2 separate regions of the Homo sapiens genome follow, and region 2 is linked to region 1. Evidence: chromatin loops called from intact Hi-C (ENCODE). Cell type or tissue: sigmoid colon. All regions are shown on one strand.

Region 1 (4,000 bases):
AGTCTGGCCAACATAGTCAAACCCCGTCTCTACTAAAAATACAAAAATCACCCGGATGTGGTGGTATGCACCTGTAATCCCAGCTACTCAGGAGGCTGAGGCAGGAGAATCGCGTGAACCCGGGAGGCAGAGGCTGCAGTGAGCTGAGATCGTGCCACTGCACTCCAGCCCAGGCGACAGTGCAAGACTCCGTCTCAAAAAAAAAAAAAAAAAAGAAAAAGAAAGTTCCTTCTTCCTTAACTTCTAGTTTCTCAACCCCAAAAAGGGTAGGAGGACTCCCTTTAACACATGAAGGGAAAAATTCGTATGATGGAGGCAAAACCCAGATTCCTTAATCTGGAACCCAAAGCAGCCACTGCCAGGCCAGTTTCCGTAAATCACTTCTACCTCAATCTGAGCAACAGCCTGTCTCAACGGTACGTGGCTTCATGGAAGGAAAACAGGGACCTGAGAGGTGCTAAGGATGAAATCCCTACATACTCCAAGGATGACTCTTACCCACTTTATGAATGAGTAGAAGGCCAGTTCTAGCTTTCCTAACCACAGAAAAGGGAGAAGAGGCACCACCCACAAAAGTAAGGTGTTTGAGTAGCGGGAACACTGGATTCAGAACCAAAAGACTCCAGTTCAATCTGTAAAATCTTGTAGAAGCTCAACTCTAAGCCAGTTTTCTCATTTGTAAAATAAACACCTGTTCTATTTGCCTCACAGGCTTTTATGAAGATGAACATGAAAGCATTTTCTCAGCAGCTTTATAAATACAATGTATTACGACCCATGCAAGCTTTTTCCCTGTTGCCTTCTTTTGCATTCCTGACTCCTCTTCTCCCTTCCTTCTGTTCATAGAACTGAACTATGTGCTCAACACCATGCTAGATAGGAGAGGCTCAAACACAAGTTAAGACAGCAGAGACATTAAGAAAATCAGGCAGTGTGAGACCAGAGCCATTTGGTTCCCAATGAACAAGAACCAGACCTGCTGAGGCCCAGGAACCGACCTCAGCCATATATTTCTGTCTAAGTTTCAGGCCTGCCCAAGACCCTCTCAGTTTAGCTGCAGGGTCTCAGGACTAGAGGTTTAGTGTCTTCCTAAGTCAGACATTCATTGCTGAACCAAGTGATCTTTTTCAAGGCTACTTCCAGCCCCAAGATCCTACCAATTTGCCCCTAACTCATCTGCTTTTTTTATCCTCAATTCACTGGCCTCTACAAACCAGGCAGCCTCAACTCAATTAGAAACACAACTGCCCTCCCTGGCAGCAAAAGGGGGCTGAGAGAAACCAAGAGCCGGAAGTCCTCCTAAATGGCCCAGGGAAAAGGTGAACCTTCCACTGACTTACCCATTCTGGGCACCTAGACTCAGAACTCTGGAAGAAGGGGGAGGTCATCTGGTATAACAGTCCCAATGGCTGCCCTCAAAAGTTCTCTGCTTGTACCTATTTCAAACAACCTAAACAGCCCTGAAATCGACCAATTTTCTCCAAGCATCATCCCACACACAGACATTTCACTATTCCCTGACAGTCTAACTTTAATTCTGCTTGTAGGGATGGAATATATCTGTCTAAAACAGAGGATGTCTTGGTCTGCAAGTTCCCCAACAACAGAATCTACAAGGCTTGACTCATGACCCAATTTAAGTAAAAAATAAAAATAAATAAAACAGACAAGGAGAACGAAGACTGATACTTGGCTGAAGGTTAACTGAAAGGCAATTTCATGACAGTCAAGCAGACTGGGGTCTAGGGAATTGGCAGCAATTATTTTAAGAAATGAGAAGCAAGATTATCGAATTTGGCGCACAGTAGTGTTTCTATATCTGCACAGGCTGCAGGTATGGGGTGATGACATTCTGTGGGCGGTGGGCTCTTTTCCCAGCAATGTGGGAGCCTGTACTCTCCTCTTAAGGACAATTAGAAAGAAGCTTAACAAACCTTACTAAGTTCCAGGTGCACAACCAGCCAGTCTTTTCTTGCTATTTCTCTGCCATCTAGTGGCTGCTCTGGATCATTACAGGCCCACCTCATCGTCATTTTCCTTGGTCCTTCCAGTAACTTCCTAAATGATGATACCACTTACACAGCTAGATCTGGTGGGTGCTTTACCTATGTTATTGCTAGTCTTCACAACACTGCAAGGTACATTATTAATTCCATTTTTCAAATGAGAAAACCAAGGCTTATAGAAGTCACCTGTCCAGGGTTACAGAGGCTCAGTAGAAAATGTGATACCAAAGTCCATCCTCATGCCATTGTATCACTCCTCCTGAAGGAACAGAAGGCCCTGAAACTAAACATAATTTCAATTCTTCCAGAAATGCCTACATGCTCCAAGCTCCTCACAGCTAGCTACGATCTTGGTCAAGCAGGTGGCACCACTGCCTCCTCCGGAGCCCCACAATGCATTGGAACCACACTGGGAACTGGGCAAATCACCCCACTACATTTACTTCATTTGAAAACTGAGAGATCATGTAAAAATGTGTACACAATGTTCATTGTAACCAAAAGGTAGAAATAACTCACGTGTCCATCATTTGATGGAATGAATAAGCAAAATGTGGTATCTCCATACAATGGAATACTATTTAGCCATAAAAAGGAATGAAGTAATGACACATGCTACCATACGGATGAACCTTGAAAACACGTTAAGTGAAACAAGTTGGTTAAAAAAGACTACATATTATAATTATACGAAGTATTCACAATGGGCAAATCTACAGTGACAGGAAGTGGTTCAGCGGTTGTTTAGGGCTGGGCAGATGGGGCAGAAAGTTTCAGGGTATGACAGCTAAAGGGTGTTTTTGAAGAAAAGAGTTTTTGAAGGAAAGAGAAAGTTCTAAAATTTATCAGGTGATAGTTGCACAATTTTGTGAATAAACTAAAAACCACTGACTTGTACACTTTAAGTGAATTGTATGGTACAGGAATTATATCTCAATAAAGCTGTTACACTCACCCCACCCCGCCAAAATTGAGAGGGCTAGTCTAAATAACCTCTAAAAGTCCTTCCCATTGTCTTTTTAAAGAGAGACTCACCTATCATTATCATTCCCATTACTGATAACTTGGCCTGAACCAAGTTCAACTAACTTGAACCAAGTAAGACTATAATATCCTCAAAGCAATTAAAATCAGAGAGGAAATAAACATAATCTGAATCTTCTAGCTCTTTAAAATACTTACAGTTCTACGATATATACAAAACCTAGATTTTGAGAAGCAGTTTTTCTTCCTTATAGCCTTTTAAGACTTTCAAGGATCTCCTTTTTTAAATCCGAGAAGTGTAAGTAATCAGACCTGATGGGACTGTGGAGTCCCGTACTTTCTCTCTACAGCACTTAACACCATCTCTGACATACACATTTTAATCATGTCTGCCTCCCCCTACTAGAATGTAAGTCCCGCCAGTTTAAGAATTTTGTCTTGGTCATCCTACTGCATCATGAGAGGTACTGATATGGTTTGGCTGTGTCCCCACCCAAATCTCATCTTGAATTATAGTTCCCATAATCCCCATGTCCCCACATGTCATGGGAGGGACTTGGAGGGAAGTAACTGAATCATGAGGGCGGTTACCTCCATGCTGTTCTCGTGATAATGAGTTCTCACAAGATCTGATGGTTTTATAAGGGGCTTCCCCCTACCCCCCACCACTTTGCTCTGCAATTCTCTCCTGCCGCCATGTGAAGGACGTGTTTGCTTCCCCTTCCACCATGACTGTAAGTTTCCTGAGGCCTCCCCAGCCATGCTGAACTGTGAGTCAATTAAACCTCTTTTCCTTTATAAATTACCCAGTCTTGGGTATGTCTTTATCAGCAGCATTGAGAACAGACGAATACAGGTACTAAGCAGACGTTTGTTAAATAAATGAATTTATGAACAAAGGAATGAACTGCATTGTTAGTGTTATGTAGGCAAACTAACTATACAGTACCTTCAGATCTATACCAGGTATACCACTAAGGCATACCAAAGAAAAATGCAGCATGTTAAGA
Region 2 (4,000 bases), 170 kb before region 1:
CCTCTCCCGTCTTGCCCATGCTTTCCCAGGAAGCTCCTCCCATGTTCATTTCCAGAGGATCAGGAAAGACTCAATGGCCAGTGCATCTAGAAAAACAGGATAAGTGCAATAATAACTAATACGACCCCATTTTTGGAGCGTTTATGATGTAAAGATGCCATCCTGAGCCTTCTGCAATTGACAACAGATGCAATGCCCACAGCCACCCTGGAAGCAGGTGTGATTTCTATCCCCATTTAACAGATGAGGAAACTGAGGCAAAGAAAGGCATATAGAATTGCCTGGATCACATGGTTCAGAAGCAGCTGGGCCTGGCAGCCTGGAGCCAGGAAGAAGGTGCACACAAAGGCCATGGAGCACCAGAGGGTGCCCAGCCCAGCCAGGAAAGTGGGACAGGCTTTGCTCCCAGGGCCTGAAGGGGAAGCTGGTGAAGGAGAAACACTCTGCTGTAGTGTCACCTTCTCAGGGAGGCCCCTGCGCTAACCACCCCACCTAAACCAGCACCCCTTTGCCCCAGCCTCCCCCACCGGCCTCTGCTTTGCTTACTGTTCTCGTAGGGCACAAAATTACCAGGCTGGAGCAATGGACAGAGATCAATCAGGAAGACCCAGGAAGGCTGGGTCAAGGGTTTGGACCTTACCCTTTTTACCCTTGACTACCTGGGAAGAGGGGGAAGGATCATGGGAGGCAGCCCCTACAACACACACACACACACACACACACACACACACACACACACACACACCCTCACCCCAAACAAGGCTTAGCCAGTCATCCGCAGGAGCATGCTTCAATTCTTCATTTGAACATGGATCCACCTCCCTGAGCATGGATCCATGGCTGAACCCTAGAGAGTTAGGTGAAGGTGAGTGAGCAGACAGACCACTCTTGGGGTGTCCACAGTCCTCCAGGAGACGTGACACATGAACCCACGTATACAACGGCCTTCCATAGACAAAGTGGCAAAGCACCGTGGGGTCCCAGAAGAGGAATTAAATTTCTCATCCACTGTTGAGACCAGATCGTGCATACCTCTATGCCTCTCCTACACAGTCCTGCTACTTGGAATGCCAACCACTCAAACAGCAAATATTTATTGAGCTTCTGTTACATACTAGGCACTTGAGAAACCATGACATTTATGGTTCCTGCTTGCACAGAGCCCTGGTATATCAAGGAAACTCCTGTACATCCCTCAAAACCCTACTATAATGTCCTCTCTTCTCTGTGAAGCCTCCTGATGCCTCCAAGCAGCACTGCTTCTTTTCCAGTGCTCTCCTAGCATCCTAGGACTTCATTTGTAGAGGAGGGAGACAGGGAATGACTGGCCACTGAAAACTCACCATGCCCCAGGCTCCGTACTAGGTACATCACAGGCAATATCCTTCCTCAGGCTCTTAGCAACTCTGCAAGGGAGCAAATAGTCCTCCTTTTTGCAGACAGAAAATGGGCTCAGAGAGGCTGTCTCTTGCTCAAGGTCACACCGTCAGCTGGTAAGTCAGAAAGCAGGGACAGGTAACCAAAGCAGTGTCACCCCAAGGTCAGCCACGTTCTGTGCTGTGGATGCCTGAAAGGCCAGGGTGGTGGGTCACACTGGGATTGCCCAGGTCCCAGTGCCAGCAGGGCACACAGCGCGTGCCTGTGGGTAGGAAGAACCCAAGAGATGGTCCTGGAGCCCGGTGGGGGCTGCACTGCCTTCCTTGGGGCCTAGGTGGCGATGTGCACACTCGTCTCCCCAGTCCAGTCCCTGCAGACGTCCACCTTCTGCTCCTGAATTCGATGCCCTGAAAGGCACTTCTCTCCTTCCCCAGCTTCCTCTCCCTGGCAGCCCCGGGGCAAGCTCAGCCTTTGTCCCTGCCAACTGGGGTGCCTCCCTGGCTGAAGCTTGCCACCAGAATGAGGTCTCAGGATGGGCCAACTCTCCTTTCCCAAGATGTTTCAGGGAGCGGACAGCAAGAGGCGTGGGGAGGACTCACTCACGTCCATGGTCAGACCCAGTAAGCGTCTGGTTCAGGCACCCAGGGGGCTGCCATGGACCCATCCTTGCCTGGTCTCCCCACTCCCTTGGTCCCAGTGGCGCCTCCTCAAACCCAAACAAGGCCAAGAGCTGCCACCTACAAAGTTCCAGGGACAGAGACAGAACATGTCGTCCACCTGCACCATCCAGATGGGAGACAGGGACCAAGAGAGGGACAGGAACCAGATCTTGTCCAAAGTGCCCCATGAGTCAGGAGGGAGTGAGGGTAGAGCCCAGATTTCCCGATTTGTGTCCTCAGCAATTTTCAGCACAATTTGAAGCTGTTTCTACAGGGCCCCGGGGGCAACCAGAGAAAAATGCAGTCCAACCAGTTATCTGATGTAGTAATAATAAAAATAACAACAACTCCCATTTCTGTCTAGTTTCCAGCCTTTCACCTGCATTACCTCATTTGTCCTGTCACCTGCAGGGGAGGTACATGCCACTGTCCCTCGTTTTATGGGTTCCCCAGGGAGGAAGGGGCTTACTCAAGTTTCTAGAGTCTTGGGACCAGGTCCCAGCTCCTAGGCTGGAGTCTCACCAAAGGGAGGGCTAGGAGGGGGCAAGGAGAGGCATGATGGGAGGGAAAGAGGCAAGGAAGGCTGTGTTTTGGGTAGGGGGAGCAGTCAAGCTATATAGTGTGAGTGGGGAGTGCCCGAGGGCTCTTCCTCCTCCCAGACCTGCTCTCGCCTACCCTCTCTTCTAAAGCAGCAGCCAGGCCCTCCCCCTGGCCACCTACATCTCCTCCATCCCTTCCTCCCCTCCTGCAGCCCCCAGACAATTATCTGGGCCTCCACTGACCATCAGGCCTGGCTTTCTCTGCCTGATTTAGTCAAGATCCTCCCCTGACCTTGGACTCAATTTCCCTATCTGTTAAATGAGTGAGTTGGGCTTTGGCTTGGGCCTTTTAGCTCTCATGGTCCGACCCCTCTAGGGAAAAGGGTGAGGGCAAGATAAAGGAAATAGGAACAGCTGGGTATTAAGCATCAATGATGTGCTAGGTGCCAAGCCCTGGGTTCCTTGCTGGTAGCACAGAGCAGTCAAGGCAAATGCTCAGGGTCTTCCTGAACCTCAGTTTCCTTATCTGTCTAATGGAGATGATTAATCTACCTCATAAGATTGTAGGGAGAGCCCAGTGTGATCACATATGTAACAAACTTCACATAGCACCCGCCCAGCACCCATCATCATCACCATCATCATCATTATCAGCACCGCCATCTACCCCCTCCTTCTGGTCTGGTCCGGCCCATGCAGGACTCAGCCCTAAAAGGAATCTCCTGAATCCAAATCAGAAAAGCCTGGGCTCTCCTCCTAGCTCTGCCATTAACCTGCTGAGTTGCCCAAACCTCAGTTTCTTCACCTGCAAAAGGAGACCAAGGTCTGTGTGGGAACGCACTAGGGACAGACGGCAAGGTCACTCATGGAAAAGCATCTCGTGCCAGGCCTGGCCAATGGCAGCTGCCCATGAACACTTGTTTCCTTCCTTCTTTGTTGACTCAAAAGGAAATTGTATGACAGGATAGAGCAAAGACGTGACAATACTACAGCTAATGCTTAATAAGCACATACCATGTGCCTCTCGCTTGCCTGAGGATTTTGCTCATTTCACTCAATCTTCCTAAACAACACTATGAAGGGGGCCAAGCCATTATCCCCATTTTACAGAGGGGGAAATTGAGTCACAGAGAAGCAAAATACCATCCTCTTGAAGCCTCCAATGCTGCTTAAAGCCCATCAATAGTAGGCACTCAAGTTTATTAAATAGCCACTATGTGCCCAGGAGTGTCTTAATCCCTTCCCCCATGTGAGTCACTTCAACCCTTCCAACTATGCTGCAAAGTAGCTACTATCTTTGACTCCATTTACAGATGAGAAACTGGGTCATAGAGAAGTGAAGTCACTCATCCAATCAGCAAATGGCTGCATCAGCTTCAAACCCAGGTCTGGATGATTCCTCTGCCTGGTTCTCTTAACCACTAT

Evidence for each region. A loop is a pair of places that touch in the nucleus more often than their neighbours do. Peaks named below come from ENCODE experiments on the same cell type or tissue, not always from the same donor. Only the 100,000 strongest peaks of a DNase experiment are listed, where the experiment ranks them.
Region 2: a loop joins it to region 1, with 3 times the contacts of the local background. A loop is called at or near these places in 44 of 110 quality-filtered maps.

Annotation. Positions count from the first base shown.
Region 1 is chr1:22,103,814-22,107,813 of GRCh38, reverse strand. No RefSeq gene overlaps it. Among named protein-coding and RNA genes, the nearest start is that of WNT4, 37 kb to the left of the region's middle. In sigmoid colon, a CTCF peak has its summit at 1,998 (motif pointing left); no DNase peak of the experiment used is centred here; H3K27ac peaks cover 205 bases.
Region 2 is chr1:22,273,741-22,277,740 of GRCh38, reverse strand. No RefSeq gene overlaps it. Among named protein-coding and RNA genes, the nearest start is that of MIR4418, 9.5 kb to the right of the region's middle. In sigmoid colon, a CTCF peak has its summit at 1,685; no DNase peak of the experiment used is centred here.